Regions from separate parts of the Mus musculus genome. Here region 2 is linked to region 1. Evidence: chromatin contacts called from ENCODE Hi-C or POLR2A ChIA-PET data. All regions are on one chromosome and are shown on one strand. Each heading gives the region's core, a stretch centred on a gene start or an enhancer-like site at or near the end of the contact. The rest is flanking DNA. Distances are from core to core; before and after follow the strand shown. Region 1 holds the start of Nup98 (nucleoporin 98). Region 2 holds the start of Rhog (ras homolog family member G).

Region 1 (7,722 bases), core at 1,698-4,197:
GTTTCTATTAACTGATTTGTATACAGAAGATGGTATACATAGAGAATGGGATATTCTTCTTTTTTTTGGAGGGGGGGGGTTCGAGGCAGGGTTTCTCTGTATAGCCCTGGCTGTCCTGGAACTCACTTTGTAGACCAGGCTGGCCTTGAACTCAGAAATCTGCCTGCCTCTGCCTCCCGAGTGCTGGGATTAAAGGTGTGTGCCACCACGCCCAGCAATAACGGGATATTATTAAGTCATAAAAATAAATGACATATTGACACAAGCTACCTATGCCAATGAACTTTAAAAATACTATCCTAAGTGAAAGCACCAGACACAAAAGCCATAGATTATATGATTCCATTTACATTAAATAACTACAGTAAGTCAATGTAAGAGATTAATGGGGCTGGTGAGATGGCTCAGCAGGTAAGAGTACTGACTGCTCTTCCAAAGGTCCTGAGTTCAAATCCCAGCAACCACATGGTGGCTCATAACCACCTGTAATGAGATCTGATACCCTCTTCTGGTGTGTCTGAAGACAGCTACAGTGTACTTATTTATAATAATAAATAAATCATTGGGTCAGAGGGAGCAGGGCTGACTGGACCAAGCAGAGGTCCTAAATTCAATTCCCAACAGCCACATGAAGGTTCACAACCAGCTTTACAGCTAACAGTGTACTCACGTACATAAAATAATAAATAAATCTTAAATAAAATAAGTAACTTCAAAGTCATCATGGTCCTCCTCACTGAAGCATTTCTCTTTCAATGTATCCTCTCCAGTCTTCCTATAAGTACACACCATTTAAGAATCCCAACTTCTGAACATCTACTAATACTTTGAATTAAATATACTCACCTGTTGAGTCATTTAAGACACATTTCAAAACCCATGCCTTAAAACATTTAAAATGGTCAGTCTATTACTTATTGAGGGCAAACTGTGTACCAGGTACCATATCAAATGTTATATTCCTTTCATTTCATTCTCCCAACAGTCTGTAAGTCAAGCAAAATTATCCTTATTTTACAGACAAAGAAACTGATGTCCAGAATTATTGGGGATTTTCCCCATATTATCATAGTTGGGCCTGGATTTAAACTGGGGGTTCTCTGATTCTGAAGTTCGACAATTCTATTATTTTGCTGCTAAAACAATAATTCACTCACCTATGCAACAAATATGTAAATTGTAAGGTACATCAACTATGTGCCAACTCTTAAGAACACTAAAATAAATGTCCAGGGCAGGTTTAAATGTAGTTGCATTTCAAGACTGAAGAACCAAAAAATCAGAGGTTTGGATGGTGGCAAGAGAGCCACTGTAAAGATTCAAAAATAAAACCCTGAGTACTGTTGTTTATTTTGTTTTTAAGACAGTTTCATGTATTTCAGGCTGGCTTTCAGCTTCATATTCTACCTCAGCTACCTAAGAATTGAAATTACAGATCTTGGCTATTATACCCCACCTAATGACTTTCTGATTTAGAGTAAAGGCAAGGAGGAGTGATGGAAAAGCAGGGTGTTTGGACAGAGTGGTTTAGGGATGGTGGTTACAGATGGATGTTCAAACTAGCTTTTCCTGTTAGGCGATTTATACATTATTCTTTCAAGTATATACTGAACATCGACAATATATTATGTTTCTTCCATTTACTGTCTTTAAAAAAAAAAAAGAGATTTATTTATTTTATGTATACCAGGAGAGGGCACCAGATCCCATTACAGTTGGTTGTGAGCCACCATGGGGTTGCTGGGAATTGAATTCAGGACCTCTGGAAGAGCAGCCAGTGCTCTTAATCGCTGAGCCCATCTATCTCTCCAGCTCCTTTAAGATGTTTTTGTTTGAGGGAATCATTTAAAATTCTTAGCAAATCTCGTTTCAGTTCTATATTGATTTCCCAGGACGTGGTGGAGAGGTAGTATGTACCTCTTTTTTTTTTTTTTTTTTTTTTTTTTAACACAGCTCCTGTTATCTGTGAGACCTCAATAATTTAGAGAGGTCTGGTTTCTAGAACATGCCCACTCTTCTGCTCTCTGCTAGATCCTAGGAGAAAAGACACCAAAAGGATGAAAATGAAGCTTTGGCCCAGATCAGGGGAGGGAGGAGGCATAGAACGGAAAATAAATAAGATACAAAGTAACAAGGTCTTTACAAGCAGACTGCCTGAACTTCACCGGGACTTGTAAAGGTTACCAAATGTGTCCTGGAGAAGGCCGCAAGAAACCCAGAACAAGTATAGATTCTGAAAGTGCAGCTGAGGCTGAAGGGCCAAGAATCTCCTCATTGGGCTCAAGCTCTGTTAAGGCAAATCCATTGCTCAGGTCTATTCTAGAGATTCAGAGGGGGAAAGTGTACGGCGAGGGCTGGCTTGCGCTGGAAAGAACAGTGGGGAGTGGAGTGTCTGCAGACAATCTGTGGATTGATGGGTTTCCAGGAAGGGTCCTCCGGCTCTCCAAGTGCAAGCTAGGTGGCCAAGGAGCCTTCCCATCATTGCCCGCAGACAGGAGCTAGAGAAGGATAGAACAATTACCAGGTCATCCTTGGGACTTCCTTCTGATTGGCCGGAGCTTCCGTAGCGAGTCTCCGCGCTCCAAGGAAGGGGGCGGGGCCTGGACACAGCGTCACTGCGGTTTGGTGCTCACTCCTCTAGCCACGCACCAGCCCTCTTCGAGGGGCCTGTGTGACGTCATGAGCCTCTCTCAGCCAACCGTTGCGGCAGAGGGAGTGGGACTCTACATCCCTCCCCATCGTCCCTCCTTTCCCCCCCCCCCCCCCCTTTCCCGGCAATTCCTTACGCTCCTCCTCTTCCCCTCCGTTCCTAATCAGAGACCGCCTCCACGTTCGGTTTCAAAAGGATCGTCACCCAATGAATAACGGTGTGGGCCTCGAGTGGCGGACCGGCCCGCCAATGCCCGGCCGCCAAGGGCGGAGCGGCCGGAGCCGATCTCTGACGGTGGACGGCGTGTGACGCAGTCAGGCCTCTGCGCGCTGCGCCCGAAGCGGCGGTCGGTGGCAGCGGCGGCGGCGACGACGGTTTTTCTGGAGGCCGCGCGGTGAGCGGCGGGTGACGGGCGGACCTGGGCTCTCACTCCAGACGCACCGCTGTAAGTCGGGAGCGCTGCCGGGGCTGGGCGGGTAGATCTTCCTCTCTGTACCGGCATCTGCGCTGGACGCCCGGGGCCCTCTCCGCCGCCGAGTCTCGTGCCGGGCGCGCTCCTTCGGGCCTGCGTGAGGGGGCGGGGCCCGGGGCCTGCGGCCTGGCTCGGGAGGCCCTGGGAGGGGATCCAACTGTGTGGGGCGTAGGCCGGAGGGGTCTCGGGTCGCAGCCCACATTGAGTGAACCTCGCTTTCTCCGGTGCTACTCATTCATTCGCTGGGTGGAGGTGAGCAGCCCGCGGTAGGCAGACCCTTGCAGGGTGGTGCCTTGGGGGGACTTCAGTGAGGTCTCCCCGTCACTTCCTTGACCACTCTACAGGACACGTTTTGTCTAGGGTTCAACCAGAGGGTTGAGTGAGTCAGAACTGTGTTTAGCTTTTTAAGACACTGACAATTGTCTGATAAATAAAATGAAGGGTTCTTTCTGTTCCGTGTAAACCTAGGTGAGAAAGATTGAATTTCTGAGTAACTGGAGCCATAAGCGTTTAAATTGTCAATCGCCCCCACTCTGCCTCAAGTACAGAGGCTTTATTAGTGGGAGGTAGGTAGAGGAAGAGAATCCAGGTGTCTTGATTCAAGTCTAGTAGAATTTGTATACTCTTCCACCCTTCCTCTATGTTCCAGTCTCCCAATATTGGCAATTCTCTATTTGGTAGGGGTAAGGACCCAGCATTTGACATAATTTTCAAAAACACTTCTAGTTTAGCTGTTTTCATGTTCGTTTATATATAGTAAGATAACTTGATTAGTAGTACCCTGATGGGGACTTTTTTTGCTTTTTTTTTTTTTTTTTTTTTTTTTTAACTTCGGAGACAACCCTTGGTTGGCCTGGAATTCGCTATGTAGACCAGGCTTGCCACAGACTCAAAGAGACCACCTGCCTCTAACGCTGAGGTAATGAGATTAAAGGTGTTTGCCATCACATCCAGACTTAACATAGACTTTTGAGAACAAAACTTTAAAAATGATGAAATTGGCTTTAACCTTGGCAGTGCACACCTTTTATCCCAGCACTTGAGAGGCAAAGGCAGGAGGCACTCTGTGACTACAAAGCTAGCCTACTCTTCATACTGAGTTTCAGGACATCTAGGGCTGCAGAGACCCTGACTCAAAAAGCCAAGTGGGGTGGGGAATAAAACCAAGATAGATGTGGTGCAGGCCTGTAATGTCACCAGTTATGGAAATTGAGGCCAGAGAACTAGAGCATACACAGGCAAAACACTTATGCACGTGATAAAAGAAATAATTGAATTCATTTCAGTAAAATGAAAAAAATGAGGCTTAACGTGTTAGAGGTACTGGGAAATACATTGATAAAATTAAATCTGCTACTTAAGATTTGATGGAATTGTCATTTTGATCTGAATATATCAATCAGCTTGTAGTTTTGATGTTTATATAAACCATAAGACCTAAAAACAAATAATGCAAAAGCACAGAAGAGAACTGAAGTCTTAAAAGTTGTAACTTGGTGTTTTCTGTATCATTTTCTCAGTTTGAGCATCACCACCTGACTCACTCTTCCTTGTAAGTTTCCATAGCACTTAACCTGATCTTCTGCTTGTAGCAGACATTTTACATTTTAGCTATTTGACATTTTACTAGATTATGTTTTGTTTTGTCTTGTTTTGTTTTGTTTTTAATCTTGCTGGCTGTGATGGGAATGCCTTTAATCCCAGTACTCCAGAAATACAGGCAGATGGATCTCTGGGAGTTTGAGGTCAGCTTGGTCCGTATAGCAAGTTTCAGGCCAGTCAGAACTGCATAATGAGACCCTTTCTCAAAACACACACACACCAAAACATAGATACATATATTTCTTAATATTTAGGTAATGTGGCTCATAGATGTTCCTTAGTTGTATTTGTGAATGAGCAAATACAGAAAAGTTAAACTGAGAAATACTCTGGAAAAGAGACTAGATGTTTGTGTACTTATGAAATACTCTGTGCTTTTGTTGGTAGCCATTAGCTCCTAGGTATCTAATTACACTGGCAGGGCACCAAATTCACATTTGGGAAAACAGTATTATTTGTGTGGTGATAGTCTAGGACATCAATATTGTAATACTGATTAATTTCTAGTAAGAGGCTTTGTAAAATTCTGAAATTCTATGCCTTTAATCCCAGCACTCAGGAGGTAGAGACAGGGCAATCTCTATGAATTTGAGGCCATCCTTGTCTACAAATCCATCATCAGGAGAGCCAGGGCTGTTACTCATGGAAACCCCATCCCTCCCCCATATACATATATATGTATACATATGTAATTATGTGTATATATATTATATAAATCTTAGTAGATGCCAGATGTTAAGCATTTTATGAGGATTTAGTGTGCTGTGCTGGAAATTCAGTACATGCTCACAGCAAGATAGTTCAGTACCAATTAACCATTCTTCCCCAAGTTGTAACTACCAAGGTTAAGAAATTATTAAAATTATACCTGAATGAGATGACTGCTTACATTTTAATAAAACTATTCTTACTTTGCTTGTAAAGTCAGTTCATAAATTGTCTAAGACTTTTTTTTTATTTGAGACAATATTCATGGTGTGTAGCCTAAGGCTGACTTTAAACTCCTAATTTTTCTGCCTTTCCCTTTCATGTACAGAGTGGTATATGTCACCATGCCCTACTTTCCATGAAAAACTTGTCAAGTACTGTTCTTGGGAAATTCTAAAACTAAGTCCTAGAGCCACTTTCCTCTAAGATTCTCTTCTCGTTTCTGTGGTAGATTACCGTTCTCTTCTATAAGACAAATCAGGGGAAAGCTTTGTTTTTTGAGGAAGGAGTAAAAGAGCTATTGATACTCAAAGTTACATGCAGTATTGAAGAGTTAATACTTCAGTTTAATGGGGAATAATTTTTTTAGTTTGGAATGTATTTATTGAGACAGTATCTCACTATGTACCAGGTTGACCTGGACTCACTGAAACTGCATCATTCTCCCAAGTACAGGCATGTGCATGTGTCACCAGGCCTTGCTGCATTTCTTTGATTATTTTGCTTTTCAAGACTGGGTTTCTCAGTAGCTCTGTCTAACCAGGCTGGCCTTGAGCTCAGAGATGTGCCTGTCTCTGCCTCCCTAGTGCTGGGATTAAAGGTGTGTCCCAGCTTTAATAAAGCTAAAAATAGAGCTTTATGGAGCTGGGTGATGTAGATTAGTTGTTGGTTGATTGCCTAGCATCCATGAAGCCCAAGGTTCAATCTCCTGCATCCTATGAATCAGGCATAGTGATTGGCATATGCCTATAGTGCCAAGGTTTAAGACAGTGGTTTTTAACCTGTGGGTCTCAACTCCTCAACCTCTGTCTCCAAAAAATATTTACATTATGATTTATAACAGTAGCAAAATTACAGTTAATGAAGTAGCAACAAAGATAATTTTATCGTTGGGGGGGGGTCACTACAACATAAGGAACTGTATTAAAAGGTTGTAACGTTGGGAAGTTTGAGAACCACTGACTTAAGCAGTAGAAGCAGGAGGATCTACATAGTTCTAGCTTCTCTAAGTATAAAAAAGTCTTTAAAGTTAGTAGTAAGTTTAAGATAAAGGTGAAGGATAGCTTAGTAGGGTAGATTGAAGGATGTGAAACTGGAGGTGGACAGACAGTAATAGTATAAGATAGTACCTCTCAAACTTGGTGGTTTCTAAACTCCTTAAATCTTTTAAAAATATAAAGTGTTCCAGGGCCAGTGAGATGGCTCAGTGGGTAAAGTGCTTGCCTTGATAATCCCAGAAACCTGAATCAGTCCCTGAAACCCACATACGCATGGAAAAAAGAGAAAAACTCCAGAGGAGTCGTCCTTTGACTGCCACATGGACTCAGTGGGACAGAGAATAATACAGTAGTCATTCAATAATAATAATAAACTTTTTTTAAAATTATGGGTTCCAGGCAGCTTTTATTTATACTGTTGATACTTACTGTGTTAAAAATTAGCTAGGCAGTGGTGGCTTTCACCTTTAATCTCAGCACTCAGGAAGACGAGGCAGGCAGATCTTTATGATTTTGAGGCCAGCCTGTTCTACAGAGGGAGTTCTGGGACAGCCAAGGCTACACAGAGAGACTCTAGGGGAAGGGGTTGGGAGTGTGGGGCTAAAGAGATAGCTTATCAGTTAAAAGCACTTACTGCTCTTGTAGAGGACCTGAGTACAGTTCCTAGCCTCCATGCCAGGCATCTCACAACTGCCTGTAACTCTAGCTAAAAGGGATCCAATGCTCTCTTTCTGGCCACCATGGGTACTGCACCATGTGTATATATACACATATATAAGAAATGTAAAATAAAGTAGAAATGGCTATTTAAAATAAATAATAAGTGGGGGCATGATGGCTTATACCTTTAAATTCAGCACCTTAGAGGCAGGACAAGCATATTTGTAATTTCAAGGCTAGCCAGAGCTACAAAGTAAAACCCTGTCTGAAAAATAAGATACAATAATTTTAAAATTCAGTGAGAAAGCTGGATTAATAAAAGATTATTGGATACAGTAGTTGACTTTTATATTCCAGCAGTTGACAAAGTAAGTTTGTGAAAAATAACCCAACCTTATGTAGATAACTAGCTA
Region 2 (7,722 bases), core at 2,586-5,085, 40 kb before region 1:
TATTTGTTGCCATTCCACAGGTGTTACTTCACCTGCACAGCCCCTCCAGGCATTTGCCATTCACATTTTAAAATGAAACTATGACTCAGAAAGTAGCTCTGTGGCGTACTCTTGCAATATTCTGTGCTTTTGTGAGATAAAGATATCTCTGTCTCTCTGTTTCACTGTATAGCCTTAGCTGTCCTGGAACTCTGTAAGTAGACCAAACTAGCCTCCAACTCACAGATCTGCCTACTTAACATGTCCTTTATTTATTTATTTATTTATTTATATACTTATTTATGTATGTATTTAGTTATATTTTATGTATATGAATATTTTTGCCTGCATGTGATGTGTGTATGTGCATCATGTGTGTGCCTGGTACCTTCAGAGTTCAGAAGACAGCATCAGATCCCCTGGAACTGGAGTTCCATGTGGGTATGAGAACCTGGGTCCTCTGCAATGGCAGCAAGTACCCTTAATCCCTGAGTCCTCCAGCCCTCTCTAGCCCTCGGGTCTCTTTTTTCCTAATAATATCAGAATAGGGTCTTGCCTGTCCCCTCTACTTCGTTGTTAGAATGTAAAATTATGCCAGGCAGCAAACAGATTACAATGAATATGCACTGAGGGGGCTGAGGAGAGATGACTCAGATGGTATAGTGCTTGTGAAAGCATAGAGACCTGAGTTCAAATCTCTCTAGCACCCAGGTATGCATAGCACAATGGTGTACACTGCATTCCCAGTCCTGGGGAGTAGGAGACAGGAGGATCCCTGCACTGGCTAGCCACCCAGCCTAGCCCAACTGAAGGTAGAAAGTGATTGGGGAAGACACCTACACACACACACTGAATTGAAGGGATGAGTGCAATAGTGTGACTGGCCAAAGGCCCTTATACATCACCACCATGATTTGAATTTTATCAGCTCTATTTTCTAACGTGTATAGTCTACCTCATCCCCACTCCCCCCCAACCCCCCCACCCCCCAAAAAAACTTTCAGAGACAGAGGTTGGCATTTAAGGTCAGCCACAGCTCATCAGGTGTGGGAGCTTAACCACATGAAACAAAAAACAAAAACAAATAAACAACTTCCCTATGTTCTGTTATTTCTAAATATCCAGGTTCTGTGGGTACCTCAGTTGTCTGTAAACTTATGACATATACCACTTACACAAACTCACCTGGTTAGGAAAGCTCATGAAAGACTAAGAAAAAGACTATGGCATGAACTTTCTTCAGTTTAGATTCTCCTCCTCTAAGAAGTCTTTCCATATGGCTCCACCTTTCTGCCTATCCTGTCTATCCTGCCTTATTGACCCTTCTCACATCTGTGACTCCAAAGTGGCTCCAAATCATCTGGATGCCGATGACCGTACACATATTAGTGATTTATTGAAGCAATTTCATTCCACAGATGTTTACTGAACACAAATGTGTGCTCAGACCTGCCTGTGCCAGGCCCAGTGGGTGGACACAGAGATGAATCAGATTCAACCTCAAAGGACTTAGCAGTTGGTAGAGGAGACAGACATTAGACACAGATACAATTTACTAGATCTCAAAACAGGATGACCTAAGTGATATTAAGGAACTATGAGCAATATGCTACATGCATAAACTTCAATTACTTAATTATTATTCTCAAGAGTGCATCACAGAAGGTCAGAGCCAAAGGGTATCATCTGCTCCAACCCCTTGTTTTCCAGTGGGGGAAGCTGAGACTCAGAAATGGGTAAGGTCGTGGCCTAAGATTGTTCTAGTCTGACTGGCAGAGTCCAGAGTTCAGGGTCTTCTGAAACTTAGTCCTAGGATTTTTAACTCCTCCACTGGATGCTTCAGATCGAATAGTTCTATATTCCATCAGACAGATATCTGAGAAAGTTCTCCCTCCTGGACAAAGGTGAGGCAAACCCAAGGCATTCAGAGCTCAGGAGACAGAGTGTGATCCCAGGTTGCCAACCCAGTCTTTCAATCTATTTTTACCCCATGTTCTTTCCACCCTGTTCCTACCACGATGCCCCTCAATTGATTCTCAAACAAACATGCTATTGCTTGTGGTGTTGGGGTACAGGCCTAAACACATGATAAGCAAGCATGCTATCTATCACTGAGCCTAATTTTCAATTTTTTTTCAGGTTTTTCTTTTTTTTGTTTGGGCTTTTGTTTGTTTGTTTGCTTGTTTTTTGTTTTTTTGTTTGTTTGTTTGTTTTGTTTTTTTTAGACCAGGTTTCTTTGTGTAGCCTTGGCTGTCCTGGAATGTAGACCAGGCTGGCCTTGAACTCGGGAACTTTTTATTTATTAAGGTAGGTAAGGTCTTATATAGTCCAGGCTGGCCTCGAACTTCTGAACCTCCTGCCTCCACCTCTGGAATGCTGAGATTACAAACGTGCTACCACACCTGGCTTGGAACGTATTTTTAATAGCTTCATTGAAGTCACTTGAATCTGATCCTGTTATTTTGGGGATTTACAAACCTCACTTAAGGACCCTGTTATTTTTGGGACTCACAAACCTCTTCCCATTAAATACCAAACACTAGTTCTGCCCTCCCAAATTTCCCCTAGCCCCTCCAATTTATTCTCTTCCCATTGGGAGGAATTTGCCTAAGGGCCAAAGAAGAAGTAAGGGGTCCACAAACTGCCTGTGCGATGAGAACAGGCTTCTGGAATCTGAGAACACTCGTTTAGTCAGTCACTGACCAGCCTGAGTTTGATTGTCCTAACTTGACTTTCTATACAGTACCACAGCACGGATACCTATTCTGTAATCTTCACATCCTCTGGGTGGAGAAATTTTTTTTGTTGATTTTACCAAAACAAAACAAAACAAAAAACTGATACTTGGAAACATTAAACTACCTGTCAGACCTGATCCACTTTATTTGGAGGTCCTCTGTAAGACGGGGTGTTTATCTTGTGTTGTTTTCACTGTACCTTGCGGAGCTCTGCACGTGGTAGAGCACCCAGAAAGTTGTTAAAAGAATCAAGACTGTGGATTCTCCAGGAAAACTGCGCCCAAGGCCTGGGTTAGAAGCACCAGAGGGCGCCCTCGAGGCCGTCCACTCGCCGGTCTCCAGGGCCCAAGCCGGACCTCAGGCCTGGGCGCGGTCCTACCGCTCCAAACAGCCGCGCGCCAGGGCGAGATCAGGGAACAAGAAGAGCCCCACGTCTTCCCACGCCCCGCCCCCTCCCCAGGGCCCCGCGGAGCTGCGAGGTGCGGAACCACGACACGACATCCTGTTTTGGGGGCCCGCGCGGCTCCGCCTGCATCTCTGCTGATCACGTCTTTTCCCGGGGTGCTGACGGCAGCTGCCCTCCCCCCACCTCTGTCTCCCCACCCTCCCCAGGGGTCTGGGACCTTCCCACTGCTGAATCACCACCACCCAGCATTCTCCCAAGGCTCAGGGCAGGGGTGGGGACTGCCCCAGCCTGACCCATTCCGGCTAACCCCTAGCCAGCCGCGGCTACCTCTAGATTCCCGGGCTGAGCGGAAGGCATTTCTCAGCCTTCCCGCGGAGGCTGCGGGGCGGGGAGTGAGATACTAGGAAGAGAACAAATGCCCAGCGCCTAGCTTAGGGCCCCTGCTGGGGGGTGGGGGGGAGATGCCAAGTGAAAGCGGGGAGACCTGACCTTGAGAGGCCAGACTCAAGGGGTCTCAGGGCTCACGGGGCGAAGAGTGGAGAGAAGCAGGGTGTGCGGGACTGTGCGGAGGGCAAAGCTTGCAGAAAACCCGAGGCTGGAGGGTGGGGGAGGCCTCCGACTTCCTAGTCCGCCCCGCCCCGGCCGGCCCGCCCCCGCGCCCCGCCCCGGCCCTGCCGGCCCGGCCCCCACCCCCCCACTTCCTCCGGCCTCCAGTTCTCACTTCCTTCTTGAGCCCAGAGCCGCCGCCGCCGCCCCCAGCTCCCCCGCCGCGGGGAGGGCACCAGGTGAGGCCCGGGTCGAGCCCGTCGGGCAGGGGTCCTGGGAAGAGGAGTTCAAGCTGGCCCGGACTGGGTACCCGGGAGCCGGGAAGTTTGCAGGAGGGAGGCCGAGGGCGGGAGGTTTTCGTTCACTGCAAGTTGGGCGGGCGCGGCAGGCCGGGCGGGGACAGCGGCCACCGCGACCCGATCGCTGGTGGCCGGGTTGAGGGTGGGATCCGAGGGACAGCGCGAGCTCCTGCTGTCCGCGAGGGACCACTGAGATCCGAACCGTGAGAGGCTCGGAAGTGGGAAAGCGCTGAGCTGTGAGGCTGGGACTCTGCGGTGGGGTGCCCTCAGAAGTTGTGGGGCTGTTCAGTAGTGTGTGAAAGGAAAGGGCCTCTGGGCTGCAGAAGGCGCGCTCTCTGCTCTGCAGTTGTGACATTTGTGAGGCTGGGGTTGGGGGTGGGGGGCGGTGTCTGAGGCCTCTGAAGTCTCACCCGGGAAGGTCGGAGCCAGTCCATAGCTGCTACACTGTTGCTGCTGAGGACTCGGTGGGGGAATCCCCATTCCCTCTCTGTATTTTTCTGAGCCAACCTCTTTATTCCTGTCCCATACAACAGCGGGTATTTAGTGAACACGTCTGTTGTGTCTATCAGACTCAATCTGGCCTTTTTTATTTTGAGGATAAACTGAGGAAGGAAAGGGCCACTATACCGATAGTCACTGACAACTTCCATGACTTTGAGAGGCAGCTGGAGTACTGGCTTTCGGTAATGATTGAGAGCTCTTAACGTCTTCTCCCTCACCTGAACTCCCCATACTGTCTTCCACATTCGCCATAGTGTCGACCACATTCGCCTCCTTCCGGCTCTTCCCCCAACCACATAGATGTACCCAGGCCCTGATCTCGCATTTACCCTGCCCTGCCTGTTGTTCAGCCTCTGACTACCACACACATATCTCCCCATTTTGTTTCTATCTTCCCTGCCGCCCTCAGTCCGTCTCCTTCCCTTGGTCTGTAATCTAGCTTTGGTGTCAGAAACTGCTTTAAACTTGCTGAGTTTGAGAGCCTTTTTCAAACGTCTTTAGCTTAGAGATGCTGGCTGCAACCTCCCGATGATGGAGATGATTAAACATGTGCACACGCCCGTGAACATGCAAGTTTTGGTGTTCTTTATCTCTTAGAGACAAAATAACTGCCCTCAGCCTTGAGAAGGCCCAGAGCAGAAGCCGGCAGAATGAAGGGAACCTGCGGTGGGTGACACTGTGGTTAGGCAAGGGGAAGCAGTCTGTAGCAGGCAGGGTTGGGTGACACAAGAATAAGATTAGTGAGAAAGTCCATGGGAAATCAAACTACCCTGATTCTTAGGAAGGCAGCCTAGGAGTGTGTGTGTAGTGGTGTGTTGTGTGGGAGGGGGGTCAGGGGGAACTAGCTTTAAGGTTCCTGTCTCCTAGCACTTACTGGTTCCAACCAGTGGGGAGAGTAGGTTGGGCCATTTGGCCTGCTAGGAAAAGGAAGGGGGCAGAGGCAAGATTCTGGAGGGAAAAGTGCTACGAGTCTAACTTAAGTCTCTACTGGTTTTTAAATTTTGATCAGGAAGGGGATGTGAGGCAAGGTGTTTGTCTTTCGTCCCTGGTGCTTGGTGGGAACTGCAGAGGTTGGGTATCTACATTTTCTGATGTGTATCAGAGCCTTGACTGGGAGTTGTGCTGACCCTCCTGTCTTTAAGCATCCTTGATGTTCTCTTCATACCGAGCTGTGCTCTCTATTCCCGCTCTCTGAGGGGCTTCTCCACAGTCTAACGTAGTCTGTCCTGGCCCCATAAGTGCTTGTCTCCATCCTAGCACCCCTGCCTCTCAGCGTTCGGATTACATGCTCAGACTCTGTTTGTGTCTGCCTTCTCTGCTCTCTGTATTAACTTCATTCCACGAGAATAAAAAGAAGTGAAGGAGAGCAAATGTCACATTTGGGGAATCGTTGAGCACAGCTAAATTTAAGAGCTAGGCTCCTTCCCTTTCCTATCCTCTTACCACCTCACAGTTGTCCCTCTCCCATCAATTGTTCCTTCCTCTGGGCCTGCCCTTCTCCACCTGTCTTTCCTACTCTCGTTTCTGGGAGGTGCAGAGGTTTGGCCTCACGGAGGAAATCCAAGGGATCCGTATCAAATCCCCACTCGGGAAAGGATGTGCACACAGCGCATTTTCTCGGCATCACAGCCCAATAAAAATCCTCAGGAGCCCTGACTCCTCACTCGACAAACCAGTACTTAATTTAGTATTCGGTCTAACTAAGCAACCCACAGGGCTCTGAGAGCAGAGATAATGGTGGCAGGAACAGGGGTTTTCTCTTAGGCAAGGTCTGGCCCCATTGGAAATTTGAGCTAATGGCAAGAAGAGTGTGACCAGGGTGGGAGGGATCTAAATGGGAAAATGCCGTGGGTGGGTGGGGGTGCCTAGGAAGCTGCTGTGGATGGTTAAGGTAATATGAGAAGAAATGGCAGGGTGACGGTGCTACACATCCTGCTTAGCAATCTGGGCTATGGAGTGTCACCGCTTCAGGGGAGATGCTAAGGCAGATGATGGTAGCTCATGAGGGGTTATGAGCAGGAAGATAGGAGAGGCTGTGGTTATATGGTTATATATGTGGTTATATGGGCAGCTGTGAAGATACTGGTGATAGTACTGGTGAAGATACTGGGTGATAGTAGCTGGAGAACAGGGAGTAAACAGGGAGTAAAGAAGGGTATCTGGGCACAGTCTGAAAAACCTCTTCCCTTCTCGTACAGGGTTAGTCCATTAGAGGTGAGGTTTTTAGGGGTCTGTGAGAGGACCTTCGAAGGGAAACCAAAGACAAAGCCTGGGCCACCTCCCCAGATCAGACTGGTTTTCCTGTCCAGGGTCCAGCTTCCTCTTTTGTCCTCATCTCACATGGGGGGAGGGCATGTCCCTAGGAGCTAAAGACCAGAGGAGGAGCTCCTTGGCTCGGACAGACGAGCCCAGGGTAGCCGGCTGTCCAGCAGCACGCTGTTAACACTAAACCCAAGAGCCCAGGGTAGCTGGCTGTCCAGCAGCACACTGTTAACGCTAAACCCTGAGTAGTACAAGATGCCCCGGGCAGGGCTAGGGCTGGGAGGCTGGAGACTGTAAAAGCAAAAGGATGCAGACAGATTTGGGCCTCCTTTGGCCCATTTCTTTCTTTAGATTTCTCCCTCTCCCTCTCTTTCAACTCTATGGACCTGTGAGCCACCCTGTCAGTGCTGGGAACGGAATCCAGGTCCTCTGCAAGAACAAGTGTTCCTAATCCTACTGAACCACCTCTCTAGCCCTCTGGCCCATTACTTAAAAGAAACAACCATGCTAGGGCCATCTTGAAGTCAAAGGTCAGAATAAAGGTCTTCACCTTGTCTGCTTTGTGAGACAAACACCAGGCCAGAGGTTAGGAGATCCGATCCTTAAGCTAAATTTGCAACTAAGTCTTTCTTTGTATCACTCTGGTCAACTTAGTTATCTCTTGACTCTATTTCAACATTAAGTTGCAAGCCAGGCCTGCCGGTGCACACCTTTAATCCCAGTGCCTGGGAGGCAGAAGCCACCTGGTCTACATATAAGTTTCAGGCCAGCCAGGGTGACATAGTCTCGAAAAAATATGGCTTATATTTTCAGTGCCTCAGACCCAGCGTTCCTGTCTCCCCAGCCTGATCTGTCCAGGTTGGAACTGTCGCTCTTTACACAAAGTACAAAGACTGCTGTAGGTGCACAGATAAAAGGGCAGGAATGCTGGGATCTTGTCTCGGGACTCCAGGATGAGCTGTATACTTTGCCCTCTGTCCCAGCTCTGTGC

The links. A loop is a pair of places that touch in the nucleus more often than their neighbours do. ChIA-PET counts read pairs that join two places held with the same protein, here RNA polymerase II (POLR2A).
Region 2: a map of left cerebral cortex shows a loop between it and region 1 (6-fold over the local background). The contact joins the promoter of Rhog here to the promoter of Nup98 in region 1. A Hi-C loop is called at or near these places in 14 of 37 maps with a recorded cell type or tissue (T-helper 17 cell, adrenal gland, gastrocnemius and 3 more). POLR2A ChIA-PET finds 5 or more read pairs at or near these places in 4 of 5 experiments (Patski and embryonic stem cell).

What each region holds. Positions count from the first base shown.
Region 1 is chr7:102,205,391-102,213,112 of GRCm38, reverse strand. It overlaps Nup98 (nucleoporin 98), which reads left to right and starts at 2,947. Exons shown (of 33, transcript NM_001287164.1): 1 at 2,947-3,095. It also overlaps a transcript of Pgap2 not described here.
Region 2 is chr7:102,246,231-102,253,952 of GRCm38, reverse strand. It overlaps Rhog (ras homolog family member G), which reads left to right and starts at 3,835. Exons shown (of 2, transcript NM_019566.3): 1 at 3,835-3,908.